Regions from separate parts of the Homo sapiens genome. Here region 1 is linked to region 2. Evidence: read pairs that join two places in POLR2A ChIA-PET (ENCODE). Cell type or tissue: endothelial cell of umbilical vein. All regions are shown on one strand. Links, peaks and the distances in the headings refer to the core of each region. The heading gives the core; the rest is flanking DNA. Region 1 overlaps N4BP1 (NEDD4 binding protein 1). Region 2 overlaps LONP2 (lon peptidase 2, peroxisomal).

Evidence for each region. Peaks named below come from ENCODE experiments on the same cell type or tissue, not always from the same donor. Only the 100,000 strongest peaks of a DNase experiment are listed, where the experiment ranks them.
Region 1: POLR2A ChIA-PET joins it to region 2 with 5 read pairs; 3 of 35 experiments call an interaction of 5 or more read pairs at or near these places.

What each region holds. Positions count from the first base shown.
Region 1 is chr16:48,559,881-48,565,262 of GRCh38, forward strand. It overlaps N4BP1 (NEDD4 binding protein 1), which reads right to left. Exons shown (of 7, transcript NM_153029.4): 2 at 874-2,564. Among named protein-coding and RNA genes, the nearest start is that of N4BP1, 48 kb to the right of the region's middle. In endothelial cell of umbilical vein, for the core only: no CTCF peak of the experiment used is centred there; a DNase peak (open chromatin) is centred at 2,391.
Region 2 is chr16:48,308,928-48,314,309 of GRCh38, forward strand. The region is part of intron 11 of LONP2 (lon peptidase 2, peroxisomal); the gene reads left to right. Among named protein-coding and RNA genes, the nearest start is that of ABCC11, 64 kb to the left of the region's middle. In endothelial cell of umbilical vein, for the core only: no CTCF peak of the experiment used is centred there; no DNase peak of the experiment used is centred there.

The DNA.
Region 1 (5,382 bases), core at 149-5,148, 250 kb after region 2:
AACAATGGGGTGACTGGTTTTGAAAACTGAAGGCAGACTTTACATAGTTGTTGAAATGATATGGTAAAGATGTCCTTAAGGACAGGTCAGAAGGCAACAGATTGCAGCAACTGAAACTCCGAACAGTTAAGTGACCTGCCCCAAATCAAACAGCTGGTCCACAGTGCAGGGAGGCTCTTGACCCTCACACTCTCCTTAGCCACGATCTTAAACTGCCCCTTAGAAAAAAAACCCAAGCGTACAGGTTTCAAATCAGAGGATTTTCAACTAAGAGGAGTTCCAAGACAGGCTAACTAGAAACAACAGGTTCATTAAATGATGTCTTTTACTAAAAACAAATATTATAAACTTTTAGTAAGAGCAGAGGCCCACAGTGAAGCTCAAAGTGACTACTTTTGAAAGGAAATTGCCATTGCTCTATCCACAGAAATACATCACACCTGTTACCACTGCACACTCTTGGCTAGAGATCAGGCATACTCCAGCATAATAAGATAAAAAAAAATCCTTTTGCTTTAAGCTGTGTTCTCTTATTTAGATTAGAACATAATGGTACTCACAATATTAAGAATTTAATGACTTAAAAGTCACTATACTACATATCACTGAGCAATGCAACGTGAAAAGATAATTTTCTATCCTCTCTTGCCCTTAGAAATTAAGTTCAGCAGGGTGAAGTAAAGTTCATGAATCCAGAAGATGGACTGACAAAACCTTTCCAACCAGTTGGTTCCCATTCCCCTCCACCATCCGACCCTAAGGCTACAGATCAACTATATACAACATGTATGTATAGTTCCCATATACATGTGATTCTGAGACACCATTTAGAGCCCTATTTAAAATAAAATAATCTGCAGAGAATGGACTTACGTAATTGCAACATTGCTCCCATCTATAACAATGTGTTTCAAATCCGTTCTCCCTGGTTCATTTTTTAATTCCAGCTTGTAGGGTATTTTTAGAGTATCTCGAAACCTTTGAACCCCAGTAACTGAGGAATCAATATGATCAGAAGGTCCTGCCGACCTTGCATCAGTAACCGAAGGTAACAGCTGGGGCAGTGGCATTGGTGGAGAAAGGGTTGAGCAATTTGGCTTAGAATGAGGAGAACTACAACATCCTAAACGTTTTTCACAGGCAGATTTCATATTATTTGGAAGCAAGGGTTCTGGCTGCTGGTGTAAACCATTTTCAGGAAAAAGTGGAACTCTGGGCTGGTGACTTGAAGCTCCCCTTGAAACAAAATTGACTTCTTTGGGACTTGGAGAGGCAACAGAAGGTGAAAGGCCATCAGTTTCAGGGTCTGTGTTACAAATGTAGTTCTGGTTTGAACCCCAGACTTCATGTTTCTGTTCTATTGGCACTGTTCTGAAAGTATTAATTCTACAATTTGAGGTACATGGTTTAGCTTCCACTTTGAATGGTAACTGAGAAAATTTTTCTACCATATTTTGCTGTGTGTGAGCCTGTGTTTTCTTTGGAGTGGAATCAGTTGTAAGCTCATTTGTGCTGCTATAAACACCTTTATTTTTGGTTTTGTTGGTCTCTGGATACACTGTACCAGCTGAAAATTCTCTGTCTTCTTGGAATCTTTTATTTTCTTTTTCAATTTCCTCTAAGAGCAATAATGGTTCAGTAGATGGTCCATACACCTTAATGACCTTTTCAACAATTTCTTGGGAGTAGCCCATGGTTTTAAAAAAGTTTACGAGGATGTTGTATTCCATTTCCTCAGTAGTTTCTTTTATATCTGGACTTAAATTTTCAGAATCAGCAGAAGAATCAGATAGGTCAGCTATTACATTTCCAGCCAATGTCTTAGCATCGTGTAAAATCTCCCCCTCCTGAACATTTTCCAAAGAAAACTGCTTCTTCGTATGCCTTTCTTCAGAATCAGAAAATCTCCTTTTCTGACAAATTCTCTCATTGGAAAGTGCCTCTTCATCTGGGGTTAGACCATTTATTGGATCAAAAAGCACATCTGGTGAGCTAGAAAGGACTGTGTCCATTTGTTTTGTAAGCTCAGAAACAGGAGTCCCAGCTTTATTTCTTGCCTCTTCCTGCAAAACAGTTTCATCTCTAGAAATATTCAGCCCTGTGGCAGCATTCTGTGTAAACTCTGTTTGTTGAGAATCTCTCATTTCAATAACCTCATCATCTCCTGTTTCAAAGAGATTCTCCTCACCTTGTGTGAGTGTCAAAAGTTCTTTTTTCAAGGAAGTGGGCAAAATCAACAAATCCATTGTGTAATTGTCTGCATGGGCTTCAACAAATTGTTTGAATTCCCTTTTCACCTCTGATTCTTTCTGACTACTGGGTAGGTTCTCTTTATTTTCAAAGAGCTTTACAAATTGTTGAATGTGACTCCTAGCCATGACCACAGCCTCAGCACTTCCTCTGATGCCAAGAAGGCCAATGTCCAGAATGCAGAGGTCAGCACAAGTATCCTGAATCAAGCTTTTCAGAAACAGGCTCTCTGCCCCAACAAAAATGCAGTGCATGTCCTTGGGGTAACATTCTCTTTCTTCTAGTTCAGGTTCACAGATTCCTTTAATATATTCCTGTAAAGAGAAAATAAGAAATTAGGTCAATTTACAAAAGTTCCTTATAGCACATAATAAATTACCATGTAACTACAAATGTCAGGCCGATTTTATAAAAATCACAAGCATGTTTGTAATTTTGAACAAAATGTCATGTTTTAAATAAAACATTGAAAATAACAGATATAACTTGCTTAAACCATCTTTAGAGGAACTGAAAACTCTGCATCCAAATCTAAAAGGTGGGTATTTTGTAACATTTTATGCAATGTGATCTTAGGGATTTGCTGAGCTACACAGTGAATAATCCCAAGGCTGGATTTATTTACATCTCTAATGAAAAGACATCTTTGCTTGCTACCAGTAATTTATTACTTCCATGACATAATCAAGAGATAAGATAATCAAATCAAGTGATTGACTACAGAACAAATCTTGACTTTTGCTACTATTACCCTTGGTTTCCAGATTTCTTGAAGGTATAAAAGAATAACATTAATTTTTTTTTTCAAAGCAAAAGCAAGTTTATTAAGAAGCAAGAATAACATTAATAAAAAATTTTTTTCCAGCTGGTTGAAACAATCTATATCCTGTATGATTTTCTGTCTGTTTTCTAAAGAAAACCAGACTGTTAAATTAAATGCAGATCTAACAGAACAAGTGAATGCTGGACAGTATTGGTGTTCTCAGATGTTGGTATTGAAATAAAAAATTTAAAAAAAAAAGTTTTCTTTTAATTTAGCCTGGGCAACATGGTGAAACCCCATTTCTACAAAAAATAAGCTGGGAATGGTGGTGTGTGCCTATAGTTCCAGCTACTTGGGAGGCTGAGATGGGAGGATCGCTTCAGCCCAGGAGACTGAGGCTGCAGTAAGCTGAGATCATGTCACTGCATTCCAGCCTGGGCCAAAGAGCGGGACCCTATCTCTAAAAAAAAATTTTTTAAATTTTTAATTGACAAATAATGATTGTATATATATATATAATTTTTTTTTTTTGAGATGGAGTTTTGTTCTAGTCACCCAGGCTGGAGTGGAATGGCGCGATCTCCCAGGTTCAAGCGACTCTTCTGCCTCAGCCTCCCAAGTAGCTGGGATTACAGGCATGTGCCACGACACCTGGCTAATTTTGTACGCTAGATGGGGTTTCACCATGTTGGCCAAGCTGGTCTTGAACTCCTGACCTCAGGTGATCCCCCTGCCTCCACCTCCCAAATTGCTGGGATTACAATTAGTTGCTACTGATTGAAACAGTCTATATCCTATGATTTTTTTGTCTGTTTTCTAAAGAAAATCAGACTGTTAAATTAAATGCAGATCTAATAGAACAAGTGAATGCTGGCGTGAGCCACTGTGCCTGGCTGATTGTATATATTCATGGGTTACACAGGGAAGTCTCAATACATATAATAATGTATAGTGATCAGAACAGGGTAATTAGCATATCCATTTCAAACATTTAGCATTTCTCTGTGTTGGGAGCACTCTATATCCTCCTTCTAGCTATTTGAAACTATATATTATTGTTAACTGTAGTCATTCTACAGTGATATGGAACACTAGAATTTATTCTCCCCAGGGAGCTGTAATTTTGTATCTATTAACAAATCTCTCCCTATCCTTCCTAGTCTCTAGTAGCCTTCTATTTTCTAATTGTTTTTTTACTGTTGAGTTTTGAGAGCTCTTTATATATCCTAAGAGTCTTTTGTCAAATATGTGGCTTGCAGATATTTTCTCCTGGTCTGTAGTTTGTCTTCCCATCCTCTTAACAGGGTGTTTTGTGACAGCAAGTTTTTACTTTTAAGGAAGTTCGGTTTTTAGATTTTATTCTTCACCAAGCCTGGGGTACTGAAGACCTCTCCAATGTTATCGTCTAAGTTTTACATTTAAACCTATGATCCATTTTTAGTACATTTTAAAAGAAGGTGTGAGGGTTAGCTTGAGCTTCACATTTTTGCCTATAGGTATAATATTGCTCTAGCACCATTTCTTGAAAAGGCTATTCTTTCACTACTGAATTGCACTTTTGTCAAAAAATCACTTTGCCATACTTGTGTGGAACTACTTGTGAGTTCCCTATTCTGTTCCAATCTGTGTAAATCTATCCCTTCATCAAGACCACACCGTTTTGATTACTGTAACTCTATAATTTCTTAAAATTGGGTAATGATTTGCTCCCTCTTTATAATTTTTAAAATTGCTTTAATTATTCCAGTTCCTTTGTCTTCCCATACACATTTTAGAATAATTTTGTCTGTGTCTGCAAAATATCTTGCTGGAATTTTATCAGCAATTGTGCTGACAATTATGTGTCAGCAAGTGACATGAATCTGAGCATAACTGACATCTGCTGAGTCTCCTGATCCATGAACCTGGTATTTCTCTCCATTTATTTAGATTTCATTTGCTTTCTTTCATTAGCCTTTTGAGTTTTGAGAATACAAATCCTGTACATGTTTTGCTAGATTTCACGTTTTAAGAATTTTATTTTTCTGAGTGATTGTACAGTGTTGTACTTTAAATTTTGGTTTCTATGTGTCCACTGTTAGTATATACAAATATAATTGATTTCTGTATGTTAATCATGTATCTTGAAACCTTCCTGAACTCACTTATTCCTATTGAAAGTTCAAGGATCTGTGTGTATGTGTAGTTTCCTGGGGAATTCCTACACAGACAATTGTATCATCTACAAATATTTCTTCTTTTCTGATTTATATGCCGTTTATTTTCTTGCCTTATTGCAGTGGCTAGAAGTACAGCACTATGTTGGCGAGCAGTGGTGAGACTGGGTATGCTTGCCTTGTTAATGATCTACAGGGAAGCACTCAATCTTT
Region 2 (5,382 bases), core at 117-5,116:
AAGGAACTCAAGCAACTCAACAACAACAAAAGAACCCCAAATAACCCCATTAAAAAGTAGGCAAAGGAGATGAAAGACATTTTTCAAAAGAAGACATACAAGTGGCCAGGAAGCATTTGAAAAAATGCTCAATATCACTAATCATCAGAGAAATGAAAAATCTATGAGATACCATCTTATACCAGTCAAAATGGCTATTTTTAGAAAGTCAAAAGTAACAGATGTTGGTGAGGATGTGGAGAAAAGGGAGTGCTTATATAGTGCTGGGAGAAATGTAAATTAGTACCACCTCTATGGAAAACATATGGAGAGTTCTCAAAGAACAAAAAATAGAACCGTCATTTGATCCAGCAATCCCACTACTGGGTATATACCCAGAGGAAAAGAATTCATTATGTCAAAAAGATACCTGCACACATATGTTCGTTTTATCTGATATAAAAAGTCTGTTTTATCTGGTATAAAAAGAATGGAATCATGCCTTTTGCAGCAATATGGATGAAACTGAAGGCTGTGACAATAACTCAGAAATTCAAATACTGAATATTCTCATTTATAAGTGGAAGCCAAATAATGTGGACATATGAACATAGAGTGTGGAATAATAGACACAAGCATGAGCTATCATGCCCAGCCTCAAAAAATTTAATTTCCCTCTTAATTTTGTCATTGACCCAAAGGTTGTCCAGGAGCATGTTGTTTAATTTACATGTGTTTGTATATTTTTGAGAGTTTCTCTTCAGATTGATTTTTAGTTTTATTCCATTGTGTGAAGATACTTGATATGATTTTGATTTTTTTTTAAATTTATTGAGACTTGTTTTGTGGCCTGACGTTTGGTCTGTCTTGGAGAATGTCCCATGTGCTAATGAGAAAAATGTATCTTTTGTGGTTGTTGGGTAGAATGTTCTGTAAATGTCTGTTAGGTCCATTTGGTTTTAAGTTCAGTGTTTCTTTGTTGACTTTGTCTGTCTCAGTGTTGAAGTCCCACATTTTGTATTGCTATCTGTCTCTTTTCTTAGGCCTAGTAGTATTTGTTTTATTAATCTGGTACTCCAGTTTTGGGAGTATATACTTAGGATTGTTATATCTTCTTGTTGAATTGATCCCTATGTCATTATATACTGGCCTTTAAAAAAAAAAAAACTATTGTTGATTTAAAGTCTGTTTTATCTAATATAAGTATAGTTACTCTTGCTTGCTTTTGGTTTCCTTTTGCATGGAACATTTTTCCACCCCTTTACCTTCAGTCTGTGTGTCTTTAACAGTAAGGCAAATTTCTTGTAAGCAGCATGTAGTTGTTGTTTTTTAATCCATTGCACCAATTTATATCTTTGAAGTGGTGCATTCAAGGTTAATACTGATGCATGAGGTTTTGTTCCAGTCATAATGTTAATTGCTATCTAGTTGCTTTGTAGATTTTTTTTTTTCTTTTAAGCAAGAGTCTTGAGTCTTGCTCTGTCACCCAGTCTGGAGTGCAATGGCGCGATCTTGGCTCACTACAACCTCCACCTCCCAAGTTCAAGCGATTCCCTTGCTTCAGCCTCCCAAGTAGCTGGAATTACAGGTGCATGCCACCATGCCTGGCTAATTTTTGTATTTTTAGTACAGACGGGATTTTGTCACGTTGGCCAGGCTGGTCTCGAACTCCTGACCTCAGGTGATCCTCCCGCCTTGGCCTCCCAAAGTGCTGGGATTACAGGCGTGAACCACCGCAACCAGCCAGCTTTGTAGATTCTTTGTTTGTTTTTTGTTCCCGCTTTGTGGTCTTCTGGAGTTCTGTCATGTTGCCCTTTTATTTCTTTCTTTTCCTTATTTGTATAATTGTTTCATAAAACTTGTGAGTTTCATGTGTTTTTATGATAGAGTATCACCTTTTGTTCCCATGTTTAGAACTTCTTTAAATATTTCTCATAGGACCAATCAAGTGGTGATGAATTCCCTCATTTGCTTATCTGGGAAACACTTTATTTCTCCTTCATTTGTGAAGCTTACACTAGCAGGATACAAAATTCGAGTTTGACCATTTTCTTTAAGCACTTTGAAAATAGAATCCCCGTCTCTTCTGGCTTCTGAAGTTTCTGCTGAGAAGTCCACTGTTAGTTTGATGAAGTTTCCTGTATAAGTGACTAGACACTTTTACTGTATTTAGGGATTTTCCCTTCACATTGACCTTAGACAGCCTGATGACTAGATGCCATGGTGAGATCCTTCTCGCAATGTATTTGGCTGGAGTTTGTTGAGCGTCTTGTATCTGGATGTCTAGATCCTTTGCTAGACTAGGGAAGGTTTTCTCAATTATTTTCTCAAATAGGTTTTCTGAAATTTTTGCTTTTTCTTCTCCTCTAGGAATACCTATGATTCATAGGTTCCAATGTCTTATGTAATCCCTTACTTTTCAGAGGCTCTACTCATTTTTTAAAATTCTTTTTTCTTTTTTTTTTTTGTCTGACTGGATTAATTGAAAAAACCTATCTTAAAGTTCTGAGGTTCTTTCTTCTGCTTGGTCTAGTCTGTTGTTGAAGCTTTCAAATGTATTTTATAATTCCTTCAATGAATTTTTTATTTCCAGGAGTTCTGTTTGGTTTTCTTTTTAAAATACCTATCTCTTTGGTAAATTTCTCATTCATTTCCTGAACTGATTTTCTGACTTCTTTGTATTAGTTTTCAGATTTCTCTTGTATCTTGTTGAGCTACTTTTTTTCTTTTAATTTAATTTTATTTTGAAACAGGGTCTCGCTCTGTTGCCTTGTCTGGAGTGCAGTGATGCAGTCATAGCTCATTGTAAGCCCAAGCAGTCCTCTGCCTCACTGTCCTAAGTAGCTACAAATTCAGGCACATACCACCACACCTAGCTTATTTTTTTATTTTTTGTAGAGATGGAGGGTTATACTGTGTTGCCCAGGCTAGTCTTGAACTCCTGGCCTTAAGTGATCCTCCTTCCTCTTGCCTTGGCTTCCTAAACTATTGGGATTGCAGGCATGAGTCACTGTGCCCTGCCCCTGACAGCTTCTTCTTTTTTTTTTTTTCTGAGACAGAGTTTTACCCTGTCACCCAGGCTAGAGTGCAGTGGCACGATCTCGGCTCACTGCAGCCTCCACCTCCTGGGTTCAAGTGATTCTTGTGCCTCAGCCTCCTGAGTAGCTGGGATTACAAGCGTGCGTTACCATGCCTGGCTAATTTTTGTATTTTTTTAGTAGAGATGCGGTTTCACCTTGTTGGCCAGGCAGGTCTTGAACTCCTGGCCTCAAGTGATCCATCCACCTTGGCTTCCTAAAGTGCTAGGATTACAGGTGTGAGCCACTGTATCCAGCCCCTGATAGCTTCTCTAAATCAGTGTTTTGAATTCTTTATCTGGCATTTTGAAGATTTGTTTTTTAGTTAGGATCCATTGCTAGAGAATTACTGTGTTTCTCTGGGGGTGTCATAGCACCTTTTTTTTTTCATATTTCCAATATTACTGTGCTGATTCATTTGTATCTGGGATAACAGTTGCTTCTTATTATTTTTTAGTTTACTTTTGTTGGGGCAGGACTTTCTTTCCCTTGAGGATGTATCTATTATGTATGTTGAGTAGGGTCATTTGGCTTTGCTTCAGGGTGCATTCAGTGACATAGACACTGTATGATAGCCTTGGTTATAAAGTAGTCTTAGTATGGTGGCTTTCTCAAATGCCAGTGACAGTAGTAATGTACGGGGTGGGTGATTGGGCTCAAGGCCTCCTGCCTAGCTGGGGTGGATGATGGTGGCAGCAGAGGTCGTGCAAAACTTGCTTTCTTCCAAGGCACTATGCAGTTGTATCAATAGATGTTGTAATGGGTGGTGCAGGTTGACTTCCCAGCTAGGAGGTGGTGCCTGCAGATGAGCGTCAGCTGCAATAGTGGCAGTAGGGTGATTAACCTTTGTAATTCAAGAATTATTCAGGTATCTCAGGTACCGAGCTGGGCCGTGAAACTCTCAGGGGTCCTGGTCTTGTGCTGTGCTTCCAGGGTAGATTGTGGGGTGAAGCCAGGCAGGCTGGACCAGCCAAGCTCATGTTTGAGCCCCCTGAATGGGTACTTAGGGCCTGGGATAAAATTTCCAGAGGCTGCCTCATACATTGTTTCAAGAATTACTTTATCTTAGATAATCTTGGTATCTGGTAGTGTAAGTCTTCCAGCTTTGTTCTTCTTCAGAATTGGGTTGGCTATTGTAGGTCCTTCAAATATCCATGTAAATTTTAAAGTCAGTTTGTCATTTTCTACCAACAAGTAAATAAATAAAAACTCCTGGGGCATTTTTATTATGATTCCGTTGAATCTGTAAATCTAGTTGGGGAGAATTGACAATTTGTATTATCAAGTCTTCTAATTCATGACCAGCTTCATTTATTTAAGTCTTCTTACATAAGTTTTTTTTCTTCAGCTTTTAAGTTCCAGGGTACATGTGCAGGATGTACAAGTTTATTATGTAGGTAAACATGTGCCATGGTGGTTTGCTGCACAGATAATCCATCACCCAGGTATTAAGCCCAGCATCCATTAGCTATTCTTCCTGATGCTCTCCCTCCCCTCACTCCCACCCACAACAGGCCCCAGTGTGTATTTTTCCCTGCCATGTGTCCATGTGTTGTCATTGTTCAGCTCCCACTTATAAGTGAGAACATGCAGTGTTTGGTTTTCTGATCCTGCATTAGTTTGTTGAGGATAATGGCTTCTAGTTTCATCCATGTCCCTGCAGAGGACATGCTCTCGTTCCTTTTTATGGCTGCATAGTATTTCATGGTGTACATGTACCACATTTTCTTTATCCAGTCTGTCATTGATGCGCATTTGGGTTGATTCCATGTCTTTGCTATTGTGAATAGTGCTGCAATGAATATATATAAATCATTCTGTTTCTTTGGCTATATACCCAGTAGTGGGATTGCTGGATCAAATGGTATTTCTGCTTCTAGATCTTTGAGGAATCACCACACTGTCTTCCACAATGGTTGAACTAATTAAACTCCCACCAACAGTGTAAAAGCATTCCTTATTCTTCACAACCTCGCCAGCATCTGTTGTTTCTTGACTTTTTAATAATTGTCATTCTGACTGGCGTGAGATGGTATCTCATTGTAGTTTTTATTTGCATTTCTCTAATGATCAGTGATGTTGAGCTCTTTGTCCTATGTTTGTTGGCAACATAATGTCTTCTTTTGAGAAGTGTCTGTTCATGTCCCTTGCCCACTTTTTAATGGGGTTGTTTTTTTTTTTCCTTGTAAATTTGTGTTCCTGGTAGACTCTAGATACTAGACTTTTGTCGGGTGGATAGATTGAAAAATTCTTTTCCCATTCTGTAGGTTGTCTGTTCACTCTGATGATACTTTCTTTTGCTGTGCAGAAGCTCTTTAGTTTAATT